Linked DNA regions of Homo sapiens: region 2 is linked to region 1. The links are chromatin contacts, found by Hi-C or POLR2A ChIA-PET in ENCODE. All regions are on one chromosome and are shown on one strand. The core of a region is the stretch at or near the end of the contact, and the rest is flanking DNA. Distances in the headings are between cores, read along the strand shown. Region 1 holds the start of PLAAT3 (phospholipase A and acyltransferase 3). Region 2 overlaps LGALS12 (galectin 12).

Region 1 (5,102 bases), core at 806-3,305:
TTTAGGCAGTATTGCAATGTCTGGAATTTATTATGAAATGGGATTTTTATAAATCTCTGCCAAACTAATCCTGATGGTTAAGGCTTTTCCTTTGTCTCTCTAGTTTTATATGAAAGCAGCTTTTGAAATTAAAATTAATAAAAAGTGTTCTTCAATCAACTGGGAGCAAAGATGGACTAGTAGATATAGCTCCCCTGAATACTGACCATGAATATGCAAAGATTGATTTTGACAATGTCATGGACAACTTTTCAGAAGTTTCAAAAACAGAAGTTGTAGTGTTACTATTATTCATCTCTGATACCATCCTACATCTAAGTTTTTCCTTTTTTCAAAAATACATTAATGTGATTAAAACCTACTAATCCATTTTTTTTCCTGCTTTTGCACTCACATTTACTTTTTCATTTTTAATTTTTTTACTCTCATGATTACATATATAAGGTTTTTACTGTCATGATTACATATACGAGGTTCAATAAAAGAAAATGCTCACTGTGTTTCTTTCTGGACATTATTACTATTCATTGCATGATTATTGCTAAAAATAATGTTATCAGATAGAGAATGATATTAAAAAGTGACCACTCCAGGTGTCAAACAAACATGCCAGATACACCCTGACACCAGGCAAAACTCTTTATATGGACTGAGATAATAACAACAGTGAATTATGGTTGAGCACTCAAAATGTGTGCTAGGCATTGTTCTGGGCACTTTCTGAGTATTAAGTGATATAATCTTCACTCTGCGGCAGGGCTCGGTGGCTCACGCCTGTAATCCCAGCACTTTGCGAGACCGAGGCGGGCGGAGCACGAGGTCAGGAAGTCGAGACCATCCTGGCTAACACGGTGAAACCCCGTCTCCACTAAAAATACAAAAAATTAGCCAGGCGTAGTGGCGGGCGCCTGTACTCCCAGCTACTCGGTAGGCTGAGGCAGGAGAATCGCTTGAACCCGAGAGGCGGAGGTCGCAGTGAGCCGAGATCATGCCACTGCACTCCAGCCTGGGTGACAGAGCGAGACTCCGTCTCAAAAAATAAAAATAAAAATAAAAATAAATAAATAAAACAAAACCTTCACTCTGGGAAACAGTGGATTTGAACTTGATGAGAGTCTCACAACCAGATGCTCAACACTAGGAGGGTCCACCTCCAAATCCCATCCTCTGAATCCCTCTGCTGCGGTCCGGCCAGGCGGAAGGGGGGCAGTCGCCAAGCACAGTTAACGCTGGGACTCCGCTGGCAGGGCTGGTCATGGGATGAGTCAGCTGACATAGCCCCCAAGGCCTGTCCCGCTGTCCGGGTGTGGCTCCGGAGGGCAGCGCCAGATTTCTGCGGACAGACCTGCCCTGGCCACCTCCCTCCTGAGGGTCCCGCCTTCCGCTGGGCGCGTTTCAGGCAGGGCGCCCCCACACCGGCCCCCGGAAGGACGCGCCGAGACAACTCCCAACAGGTGCGCGCCGACCCGCAGCTGACACCGATGCCTCGCAGCTGACAGAGGTGCGGGCCCCACATCCTCGAGGCTCCTCTCTCGGAAGCAGTAATTCAGGCTCCGAGACAACGAGTCCCCACTAACAGGGGGCTCCCAGCCCCGCCCAGCCCCGCCTCGCCCCGCACTTACAATGGGCGCACGCATCTTCCCTCGCGGTGTGGACCCTCAAGGCCAGGCTCGATTTCGCTGCGTAGATGTCTGAGGCAGGGGGAGCAGGGATTTATTGTCATTAACAGGAAACTGCGTCTCCAGACCCCACGGGACTGCGGCTTCTGTTGGGCAGGGCGTGAGAGGCGCGCCTCGGACCCCAGGAACAACCACCTCGCTCCCTTTAACAACTTTCTCGCCGGGGCCCGGCGGGCGCCCAGGAGGCTGCAGGTGCCAGCGGGCGGCTCGGCAGGCTAGTCTACACCCGCCCTACCCAATTAGATCTCTTCCTCGCGGAAGGGGAGAAGCATCCCAGGCACCTCGCCCGGCCTTATCGCACCCTTCCAGGAAGACCCGATCCACCCACCTCGCGGTCTCGGAGGCAGCGCTGCAGCCCCAGCAATTGGACCGGGTCTAATGGCCGCGGTGGCCGGGCCGGCGTGAGGTCACCCGGCCCCTCCCCGCGCCGCCGGCTAATGAGAGCCTCGCAGAGCGCCCGGCCCCGGTCCCGAGCCCGGCGACTGCAGGACGCCCGCGCCCCCGGCACCGCCTCTTCCCGCCTCACCCATGCCCTGCGCGCCCAGCATCCAGGAGTCGCACACACTCGACCTCTGCACACACATCACACTGCAGGGCCATGATGGGTTTACTTTCGCCTTCACTCAAGAATGGGCTTATAGTTTAAAAACTGAAGGAGTTAAAAATATACCACCAAGGGCCGGGCGCGGTGGCTCACGCCTGTAATCTCAGCACTTTGGGAGGCCGAGGCGGGCAGATCACGAGGTCAAGAGATCGAGACCATGCTGGCTAACACGATGAAACCCCGTCTCTACTAAAAATGCAAAAAATTAGCCGGGCGTGGAGGCATGCGCCTGTAGTCCCAGCTACTCGGGAGGCTGAGGCAGGAGAATCACTTGAGCCCGGGAGGTGGGGGTTGCAGTGAGCCAAGATCGCGCCACTGCACTCTAGCCTGTGCAACAAAGCGAAACTCAGTCTCAAAATATATATATGTGTGTATATATATGTATATATATGTGTATATATATGTGTGTATATATGTGTGTATATATGTGTATATATGTGTATATATGTGTGTATATATGTGTGTATATATGTATATGTGTATATGTGTGTATATATGTGTATATATGTGTGTATATGTGTGTATATATATGTGTGTATATATGTGTGTATATATATGTGTATATATGTGTATATATGTGTATATATGTGTGTGTATATATATGTGTGTATATATGTGTATATATGTGTATATATATGTGTGTATATATGTGTGTATATATGTGTGTATATATGTGTGTATATATGTGTGTATATATATGTGTGCATATATATGTGTGTATATATATGTGTATATATGTGTGTATATGTGTGTGTGTGTGTGTGTGTGTGTATATACACACCACCATGGCATATTGGCTGTTTTGAATTAAAGGCATTTAAAACTCAGCAGGTGCAAGAAGACCCCTTTTCTGTGTCTTAAAAGCAGATGAAATTTCCATGTTGAAGGACACCTTCCTTATACTAGAAGAAAAAGCAACATCCTTATCCTCAAAGAGGAGATGTTGAGACGGAAAGAATTCTGTACAGACCTTGTTGAAATAACTTTTTTCATTTTTTACTTTTTGGGGTTTTTTGTTTTTTTTTTTTTGAGACAGTCTCACTCTGTCACCCAGGCTGGAGTGCAGTGGCTCTATCTCAGCTCACTGCAACCTCTGCCTTCCGGGCAAGCGATTCTCCTGCCTCAGCCTCCGGAGTAGTTGGGATTACAGACGTGCACCACCGCGCCCAGCTAATTTTTGTATTTTTAGTAGAGACAGGGTTTCAGCATGTTGACCATGCTGGTCACGAACTCCTGGCCCCAAATGACCCACCTGCCTCAGCCTCCGAAAGGGCTGGGATTACAGGCGTGAGCCACCACTCGGCCCATTTTTTACTTTTTAATTGACAAAAATTGCCACGTATTTGTCATGTACAACATGTTGTTTTGAAATATGTATACATTGTGGAATAACTAAATCGAGCTAATTAACATATGCATTACCTCACATACTTCTTTTGTGGTGAGAACACAAAACCTCTCCGTAATTTTCAAGAACATAGTACATTGTTATTTACTATAATCACCATGTTGTGCAATAGATCTGGTGAACTTATTCCTCTATTCCTCCTAACAGAAATTTTGTACCCTTTGACCAACATCTCCCTGACACCCCCCTGTTCCCCCCAACCGCCGTAACTGCCATTCTACTCCCTACTCGTGGGTTCCATTTTTTTAGATTCCATATATAAGTGAGATCACAAAGTATGTGTCTTTCTGTGCCTGGCTTATTTCACTGAACGTAATGTTCTCCAGGAAAATAACTGTTATCTGGTAAGCCTCCCCACATAATTTAGTTGCATCTTTTTAATTTTTATTTTTATTTAAATAGAGACAAGGTCTCAAACTCCTGGACTCAAGTGATCCTCCCTCCTTGGCCTCCCAAAGTGCTGAGATTACAGGCGTGAGCTACCGGGCCCCGCTCTTAGTTGCTTCATTACAACTTACTATTCTTTGTCCAATTCGGTGTAGAAGTAACTGACACCAACTACTTCTTTGGGTCTTCATTTCCTTATGAGGGCTCCTGTGTTGCAGGACGCAGAGGAGTAGAGAGACCAGTATAGGCCGGGCGCGGTGGCTCACGCCCGTAATCCCAGGACTTTGGGAGGCCGAGGCGGGTGGATCACGAGGTCAGGAGATCGAGACCATCCTGGCTAACACAGTGAAACCCCGTCTCTACTAAAAATACAAAAAATTAGCCGGGCGAGGTGGCGGGTGCCTGTAGTCCCAGCTACTCGGGAGGCTGAGGCAAGAGAATGGCGTGAACCCCGGGGGGCGGAGCCTGCAGTGAGCCGAGATCGCGCCACTGCACTTCAGCCTGGGCGACAGCGAGACTCTGTCTAAAAAAAAAAAAAAAGGAGAGACCAGTATAGGTGAATACAGGAGGATATTTATTTTAAGGTGCACACCAGCTCAGTGGGTTCACATCCAAAAAACTGAGCCTTGAACAAAGACCAAGCAGGATTTTTATAAGCAAATTTACAGAAGCAGCAAAGCAAAGGCAGTTAATCATATAATGACAGGTCACATAATCTATAGCATAACTGATGACATGGCATAACTTGTGGCCTTGCATAGCTGGTGGCCTTGTAGCTGCATTGAAAGTAAAAACAAGAACTGGCTAAATTTCTTTTAGCCAGATATTTTGTCCTTTTTTTTTTTTCTTTCACCTTTACTCCGGAGGTGGGGCATCTGGAGCCTATTCCTTTGGTTTTGACTTCTCAAACAGCATTATCTTATAACTGTCCTTGAAGTGAGCTTGCTAGGCAGAGGAAAACTTGCTCTTCTTTTCTTTTTAACCATTGCCTTGCCACATTCTGGGCTTTGGCTTTTACTTTTCT
Region 2 (7,800 bases), core at 1,873-4,372, 100 kb before region 1:
CCTAGGAGCTGGGGAAAGGCAACTGGCTGGTGCTGAATTTGGCAAGGGAGCGGAATTTGACTTCTCTGGTGTAATGCAGCTTTGCCGTGTGACGGTCCAGGAAAGGGGATTAGGTGGAAGAAAATATTTCAGTGAACACTGATTTTTACCTATAAGGAATTTTCTGTTTGGAGAGGAAAAGTTGAGTTTTATTCTGCTCCTTTCCTCCCACTCGCCTGACATAGAGGTCCCTAAGCCCTTTCTCCAAACCTGCATGGATGAGTTTCTTTTCTTGTTCAGGTGGTTCCTTATGTCACGACGATTTTTGGAGGCCTGCATGCAGGCAAGATGGTCATGCTGCAAGGAGTGGTCCCTCTAGATGCACACAGGTAAGGCGGGGGAGGTGGCCCAGGGGGTGCTGGAGCTCAGCCCTAGAGGCATCGAGCTGGAGGGCTCCTCCCTGCCACTGAGATCTCTGTGGGTCTCTGGTCAGAACCGCACTTTGAGAGCCTCACCTCCCAGTAGGTTTCAGGTGGACTTCCAGTGTGGCTGCAGCCTGTGTCCCCGGCCAGATATCGCCTTCCACTTCAACCCTCGCTTCCATACCACCAAGCCCCATGTCATCTGCAACACCCTGCATGGTGGACGCTGGCAAAGGGAGGCCCGGTGGCCCCACCTGGCCCTGCGAAGAGGCTCCAGCTTCCTCATCCTCTTTCTCTTCGGGAATGAGGAAGTGAAGGTGAAGGAAGGGACGGGCATTGGGTGGTCTAGAATTTGTGTCCTTGCGCCCTTCCTTCCCTCAGCCAGACTCCCCACGACACAATGTTGAGTGGCATTGGTAGTGGTCAGGTACCAAGAGGACCAAGGAGCTGCCATGCCCGGTTCCAGGCTGCCCTGGGCCCACATGGCAGCAAGAAAGCTCTACAGTGCCTGGCTCCAAAGAGGGCACTCCTGCCATAGTCATGGCAAGCACTTAGAGAGAACCTACTGTATACCAGGAACTGTTCTAAGCCCTTAAAAGTATCTGCTCATTGAATGCTCACAATAACCCCATTAGGTAGGTACCTTCATTATCCCCATCTTACAGCCACAGTGGCAGGGGAGAGGGACAGAGAACTTGATCTCAAGGTTTAGACCCCTAATGTGAGCTCCTGCCAGAAACATGATGGGATCTTCAGACATCTCCAGGAGACAGGGCAGCTGGCGGGAGGGTAGCCTCTTGAGCCTCAGTTTCCTCACGTAAATGGAGCAAAGATGACTCTTTGGGCTGCTGAGAAAGCACAATGAGGGGCCTCTGTTGGGGTAGAGGGAGCGTTGAAGGTGCCTTAGTCTCCAGGCCAGCTCTGCAACCTTTGGAAGATTACTTAAGCCGCCCAAGGCTCTGTAAAATGTACCTACCTCATAGAGATGACGTGAAGTTAAGTGAGGCAAAATTGAGGAAAAAGTGCTTGGCAATGCCTGGGACATTGTTATGAACTCAATGAACATTAGCTGCTGATAAGCCAGCCTCTGTCTGTCTCTCCAGGTGAGTGTGAATGGACAGCACTTTCTCCACTTCCGCTACCGGCTCCCACTGTCTCATGTGGACACGCTGGGTATATTTGGTGACATCCTGGTAGAGGCTGTTGGATTCCTGAACATCAATGTAAGTTTCCTTGGGACCAAGGCCTGGGCAGTGGCAGCCTCTAATTTCCCCTGACTCCTGGACGGGCCTGGGACCCCTTCCTCCACCCTAGACTGAGAGAGAGGACGCCCTGTGCACCAGTAATAGCCAAGGGGGAGGGAGTCCACTGAGGTTTCGGGTGTGAGTGGGCTGAGGGGGAAGAGAAAGTGATGGCAGAAAGGGTGTCCAGGAGCCGCAGGCAGGAGTCTGTAACCAGTGTGGGTCTGGTTAACACTGAGAAGCAATGGCCAGGAATGATTTGGCACACTGGGGGCCGAAACGGGTGGCAGCTGGCTTTATCATTCCCACCTGATGGGCTTATTAAAGCCCAGATTTCTGGGGCTTGCCACCAGAGATTCTGATTCAGTAAGTCCAAGGTGGGGCCTAGGAATTGGGATGTTCAAAATGCCAGCAAGAAGCTACCACTGACCAGCCGAATGGGAACATGAGGAGCTGTAAAGGCCAGGGCTCTGCCCACCTCCCAGGCATAGGTAGGGGATTGCAGTGGTCCTAAATGCTGCTGATTCTTTTCTCTCTTTCTGAACAGCCATTTGTGGAGGGCAGCAGAGAGTACCCAGCTGGACATGTGAGTTTCTTGGCAGCAAGGTCTGAGCAGCCACACCAGCTGACCCGCCCTTCTGGACTGCTGCTCCCATTACACAAGGCCCAGCTGCCCCTTCCCTCACTGCTGCGGTTGCCACGGACATGGCTGGCTCTGCTTCAGTCTCTGGAGGGCCTGGATTTTCCTCTCCCAGCCCCTCTCCAGGCCCAGCTTGGGAAGATGAATGGGGGTGGGCTGCATGCAGAGGGGGCAAGACCCCGTATTCCTAGCAGGAGAGGCCTTAGTTGAAATGCTCATTTCTCAAACCACCTCTGCAAGGTGGCTGGGGTTGGTCTTGCGGGACAGAAGGGGAGATGAGGCCCATGTACTGCCCAAGGCCACACAGGGAGTGGATGACAAATCCTCCACCCCGTTCTTCCCTATTATTCCAGCGCTGGTGAACCTCTGAAGTCCAGAGGATCCCACTGGGGCTCCAATGACTCACCTACTGCTGTGAGAGAGACAAGCCCCAAATATTCCCAATTTGTTAGAATAACAAGAGTTTCCCTTTTCCTGAGCAAATACCACATGGCCTTGTGTCCTCTCTTTCTTTCCCTGACAGCCTTTCCTGCTGATGAGCCCCAGGCTGGTGAGTGAACCTCCCTCCTGCTCTGTCAGGGCTGGGGGCGCAGCCTGGGTGAGCAGCTAATGAGCTCAGCCTGGTAGGACATGCCCCCAGCCTCAGGATTTCCCCTTCCTTTATAGAAAACTGCAGGCTGTGGGTGGGCCAGGCAGCTTATGCCCCCAGCCGCATGATTTCCCCTTCCTTTATAGCAAGCTGCAGGCTGTGGGTGGGCTGGGCAGCTTCAGGCTGAAGCTCCAGCTTCATTTTACCTTTTCTCCACTTATTGTGAACATCATTACTTGATACTTCTCTGTGCCAGGCCCGGTGCCAGGCTCTAGGATAGAGGAACAAGCTGGTCCCAGCCGTCCAGTTGCTCACAGGCTGGTGGGGGACAGACCACTAGATGGCAATTACAGTTAAGGATGCAGTGAAGGGAGAAGGACATGGTGGTCGGGACACAGAGAGGCCAAGCTCAGCCTGGACAGGCCGGGGAAAGTGTTCGGCAATAACAGAGTACAGGAGGCCAGGTGCTTAACAAATAAGCAGCGTGTCCTGGCGGCAGGCCTGGGCAGAACATGCCTGCCCCAGTGCTCCCCTGGCCCCCGGGGATGGGCGGTCCTCCCCAGTCCCCCTGGAAGTCAACTTCTCAATACCTCCCTTGTTCCTTCAGGAGGTGCCCTGCTCACATGCTCTTCCCCAGGGTCTCTCGCCTGGGCAGGTCATCATAGTACGGGGACTGGTCTTGCAAGAGCCGAAGCAGTAAGTATCCAGCATCTAAGTGGAGGGGAGGGAGCAGCCTCTCTGTGACAGTCACATGCTATAAAACATCATCTCTTTTAATCTCCTAGCACCACCATTTAATCCCCATTTTACAGATGAGGAAACAGAGGAGCAGAAAGGAGAAGTGGCCCAATTTGGCAGAGCTTATGAAGGTCAGGCTGGGACTGGGACCGACAGCCCCACTGCTGGGAGCATCATTCCTGCTGGTACATCTAGTCAGGCCTAGCCTCTTGTCCCAGGTCCTAGGAAAGGGGCCCCAGGAAAGGCCCTTCGTAGGTGCAGGCTGAGGCCCAGAGCAAACATGTAGCTTCCTATGGTAACACAATGTGTGGTTCAAAAGATACAGCCAGACTGCCCCAGAGAAGAGGGCTGGTATTTGGAAGCCAGGACTTGGAGGGACCCAGTGACTAAGTGGACATTACCAAACTTCTCCTACATGGTGCTTTCAAACCCAGACCTGTGGCTCCAATCCAGTTAGACAGGAGCCACTGGCCGGCCTGCCTTGAGGAAACGCATTAGAGTTTATGACTTCTCTGGGCCAGAATGCCTGGGTTGGCATGTGCTCAGGACACCTACTTGTGCAACCTTAGGACAGATACTTTTCCTCTCTGTGCCTCTGTTTTCCTCTCTGTAAGAAGGGGATGATAGGCCGGGCGCGGTGGCTCACACCTATAATCCCAGCACTTTGGGAGGCCGAGGCGGGTGGATCACGAGGTCAGGAGTTGGAGACCAGCCTGACCAACATGGTGAAATCCTGACTCTACTGAAAATAGAAAAATTAGCCGGGCATGGTGGCGCATGCCTGTAATCCCAGCTACTCAGGAGGCTGAGGCAGGAGAATCGCTTATACCCGGGAGGCAGAGGTTGCAGTGATCCGAGATCGCGCCACTGCACTCCAGCCTGGGCAATAGAGCAAGACTCCATCTCAAAAAAAAAAAAAAAAGATAGAGGGGGTTGATAATAATGCCGACTTTAGGGGTGGTACTTAGAATAGTGCCTGGTACATGGTAAGTGTCCACAAATGTGGGTACTACTGCAATCATCTCAGTGGAGGTAGGGGAGGGCAGAGTAAGGAAAGCACCCTATGTTCTCCTTGCTTAATTTTGTTTTTATTTTTAAGTCACTGACCTCACTAAACCCTTGCCCTGCACACTGCCGATCATGCCTGTGAATTCTGGGACAGGCATGAAGCCCAGCACTCGATGGCCTCGGCCTCCAAAGACAGGCATGACTGAGTTGGATTCCTGGTTTTGTCTCTTATAAACAGTGCGGTCGTGGGCCAGTCACTAAACCTCTCTGAGTCTGAGTTTCCCTACCGGAAAAAGGTGAATGATAATTCCAACCTGCTAGGGAAAATGAAAAGTGCTCAGTGATGGAACACTTCTTCCCACAAAACTTGGAGGCATGAGACCGGGTTCATATTGTAGCTCAAAGTCACAAGGTTACTAGTGACATAGTCAGCAAGTAACTGCTGTTTCCCAAGGGCCATGAATGCATGTGTCCTCAGAGGCCAGACAGGTCTCATAAATAGTGAGGAAACCAGTTGGGAAGGTGGTAAAGGGGAAGGAGTATCTCCATACACCCAGTCATGCCAGATCTTCTGACTATTTTTAAAGCAAAAATAGAAGCCATCTTTTATATAAACTCTCTCAATTTTTGAATATTATATTAAAGTTGAAGAATACTATGGACCAGACAAAACATTCCTATACACCAGTTCAGCCGAGATCCACCAACATGAAGATTTAGCACAGCACCTGGTATTTAGCGAGGCTGCAACCAATGCAGCTGCTGCTATTTTGTGAAAGCAACTGATGGCTTGAATGGGGCAGAGAGAGTAAGAGATGGAGGGCACAGGATTCATCTGCAGTGAAAATCTATCCCTCCTTCTTCACCTCATCCCTTCCCTCCTCGTTATTGAGTGGGAGTGTATGACTGCAGCCTCAAAGAGCTTCAACAGAGCTTCACTGGGCATCTGGTGATTTGTGATTATTCAGTGATCTAGTGGGCATCTAGTGATTCATGATTATCCAGTGATCTGGCGGGCTGAGCTGCATGAAGGTGAGGTAGGGAGACACTGAGGCCTCCTCACCAGGAGTTCGCAGGCCAGAGGAAGACACAGTGTTGTCTGGCAGGACGGGGTAGGGGGAGCCATAGTGGGGCTGGAGGCTCCACGCAGTCCACTCTCCAGGGTTCCTGCCTTCCAAGCTTCTTCCCAACATTGGGCCCTGGCCACCTCCTTCCCAAAGTTGGAAACTTACGGGGCCTCCTCCTGTAAGGATCTACCAATAGCCCTTGAAAGGCCTGTCCAGGGCGGCCTTTTCCCCTACCTTACCTGCCTCTGCATCCCATCAGGATGCCGCGCCTTCTCCAGCATAGCTCTTCAAGAAGGAAACTTGGGAAGTTCCCAAGACATAAAAATAATCTGGGCCGGGCGCGGTGGCTCAAGCCTGTAATCCCAGCACTTTGGGAGGCCAAGGTGGGCAGATCACAAGGTCAAGAGATCGAGACCACCCTGGCCAACATAGTGAAACCCCATCTCTACTAAAAATACAAAAATTAGCTGGGCGGTGCGGGCATGCGCCTGTAGTCCCAGCTACTCCGGAGGCTGAGGCAGGAGAACTGCTTGAACCTGGGAGGAAGAGGTTGCAGTGAGCCGAGATCGTGCCACTGCACTCCAGCTTGGTGACAGAGCAAGACTCTGTCTCAAAAAAATAAAATAAAATAAAGAAAAATAATATAATCCGGTTGCCCTATTTGAGAGGCAGGTGCCAGATCCCCCCACCCCCAAATCTAGAGTCATGAATCCTAGTTCACATCCTAACCTAAGGCCCTACCACTATTACTAGTAACAGAGAAGTCATTTAACTTCTTGTCCTCATCACTTAAATGGGCTGACAAACCTCACAGCACAGAATTTGTGAGGATTAAGGAAAGGCAAACTAGCTTCTGTAAAACACCTACTGTGTGCTAGGAATTGCTAGTTTTCACATACATTATCTCCTTTGTTCCTTTTTTTTTTTGGCTCTATGAGGTAGAGATTGTATTATATAGCAATATTTTTAAACAATAGGTATCATCTGAATGCTTATTACGTTCCAGGTGCTATTCTAAATAAGCATTTTTTTATGTATTCATTTAATTCTTACAACAATGCCACAGGCAGGTACAGGGCAGTTATGTTATCGTCACATTACAGATGAGGAAACTGAGGCACAGAGAGATTAAGAGTCTTGCCCAAGGTCACAGGACTAGAAAGTAGCAGAGCCAGGGTTGAATCGGGACTGCCTGACTCTAACCACTATGCTGTTTGGAAAACATTTAAGATAATACCTGGCACTTAGTTAGCATTCAATAAATGTTAGCTGTAGCTATCATCATCATAATCATCCCCATTTTCAGGAGGAGAAACTGAAGCTCAGGCTAGGCAATTTTCACACACTTCCCTCCCACCCCCATCCTCCTGTAGTCATAGATGGCAACCCTGGAGGTCAATCTCAAGTTCATCTAGAACTCGTGTTCTTTCCACTGTTCTGAGCATTCAGCCATGAGGCTGTCATAGGCCCTCAGTGCTTGTTTCTGGAGGCTGAAGCAGCTCAACCTTCCATCCACTCCCTGACCTCCATCCTTCCCCTGGGGGCTGAGCAGCGGCCTATGGGCAATGGGCGCTGATTCCTTCTCCTTCCTCCTGCTTCCTGCAGTTTTACTGTGAGCCTGAGGGACCAGGCTGCCCATGCTCCTGTGACACTCAGGGCCTCCTTCGCAGACAGAACTCTGGCCTGGATCTCCCGCTGGGGGCAGAAGAAACTGATCTCAGCCCCCTTCCTCTTTTACCCCCAGAGATTCTTTGAGGTAGGTCAGAGCCAAATGATTACATCCCTTCAGGCTGGAGCACAGAGCTGAAGTCCCATAATGACCTGGGAGATGCTGGGGCAGGTGTGCAGGACAGATGTTATGGGGTGGGAGGCCAGAGCCAGCAGAGCACAGCGAATGTCTGTACAGCAGTCCTCAACGCTCCACTCTGATGCCAGGGATCCCATGGCCAGAAACTCAATTGATGCAGGTGGGGGGGGGCCCAGGCATCAGCTTTATTAAAAAGCTCCCCTAATGATTCCGACGTGCAGAACCACTCCTCTACAGGAAGCAGCCCCAGTTACAGGTGGTGAAACTGAGGCCCAAGGCTGGGAAGATCCTTGTCAAAGACCACAGTGG

Evidence for each region. A loop is a pair of places that touch in the nucleus more often than their neighbours do. ChIA-PET counts read pairs that join two places held with the same protein, here RNA polymerase II (POLR2A). Pooled maps may share reads with other maps.
Region 2: a loop to region 1 is called in a map of gastrocnemius medialis, with 10 times the contacts of the local background. The contact joins the enhancer-like site here to the promoter of PLAAT3 in region 1. A Hi-C loop is called at or near these places in 8 of 168 maps with a recorded cell type or tissue (CD14-positive monocyte, Caco-2, dorsolateral prefrontal cortex and 3 more) and 9 of 50 pooled maps. POLR2A ChIA-PET finds 5 or more read pairs at or near these places in 3 of 52 experiments (activated CD4-positive, alpha-beta T cell, activated CD4-positive, alpha-beta memory T cell and naive thymus-derived CD8-positive, alpha-beta T cell).

What each region holds. Positions count from the first base shown.
Region 1 is chr11:63,612,378-63,617,479 of GRCh38, forward strand. PLAAT3 (phospholipase A and acyltransferase 3) reads right to left here and starts at 2,056. Exons shown (of 5, transcript NM_001128203.2): 1 at 2,008-2,056; 2 at 1,623-1,691. The coding sequence starts at 1,637. It overlaps LNCROPM (lncRNA regulator of PLAAT3 mediated phospholipid metabolism), which reads left to right and starts at 3,931. Exons shown (of 4, transcript NR_199012.1): 1 at 3,931-4,035. RefSeq lists an enhancer at 1-112 and silencers at 2,109-2,188, 2,209-2,268.
Region 2 is chr11:63,508,274-63,516,073 of GRCh38, forward strand. LGALS12 (galectin 12) reads left to right here. Exons shown (of 9, transcript NM_033101.4): 2 at 280-368; 3 at 505-718; 4 at 1,505-1,624; 5 at 2,190-2,228; 6 at 2,806-2,832; 7 at 3,479-3,567; 8 at 7,290-7,440. Among named protein-coding and RNA genes, the nearest start is that of LGALS12, 6.1 kb to the left of the region's middle. RefSeq lists an enhancer at 1,960-2,591. Within about 2 kb of position 3,123, at least 2 of the 41 ENCODE cell types and tissues checked have a DNase peak (open chromatin) inside an H3K27ac peak, as active enhancers do; they include dorsolateral prefrontal cortex and gastrocnemius medialis, where a contact is called at or near this core.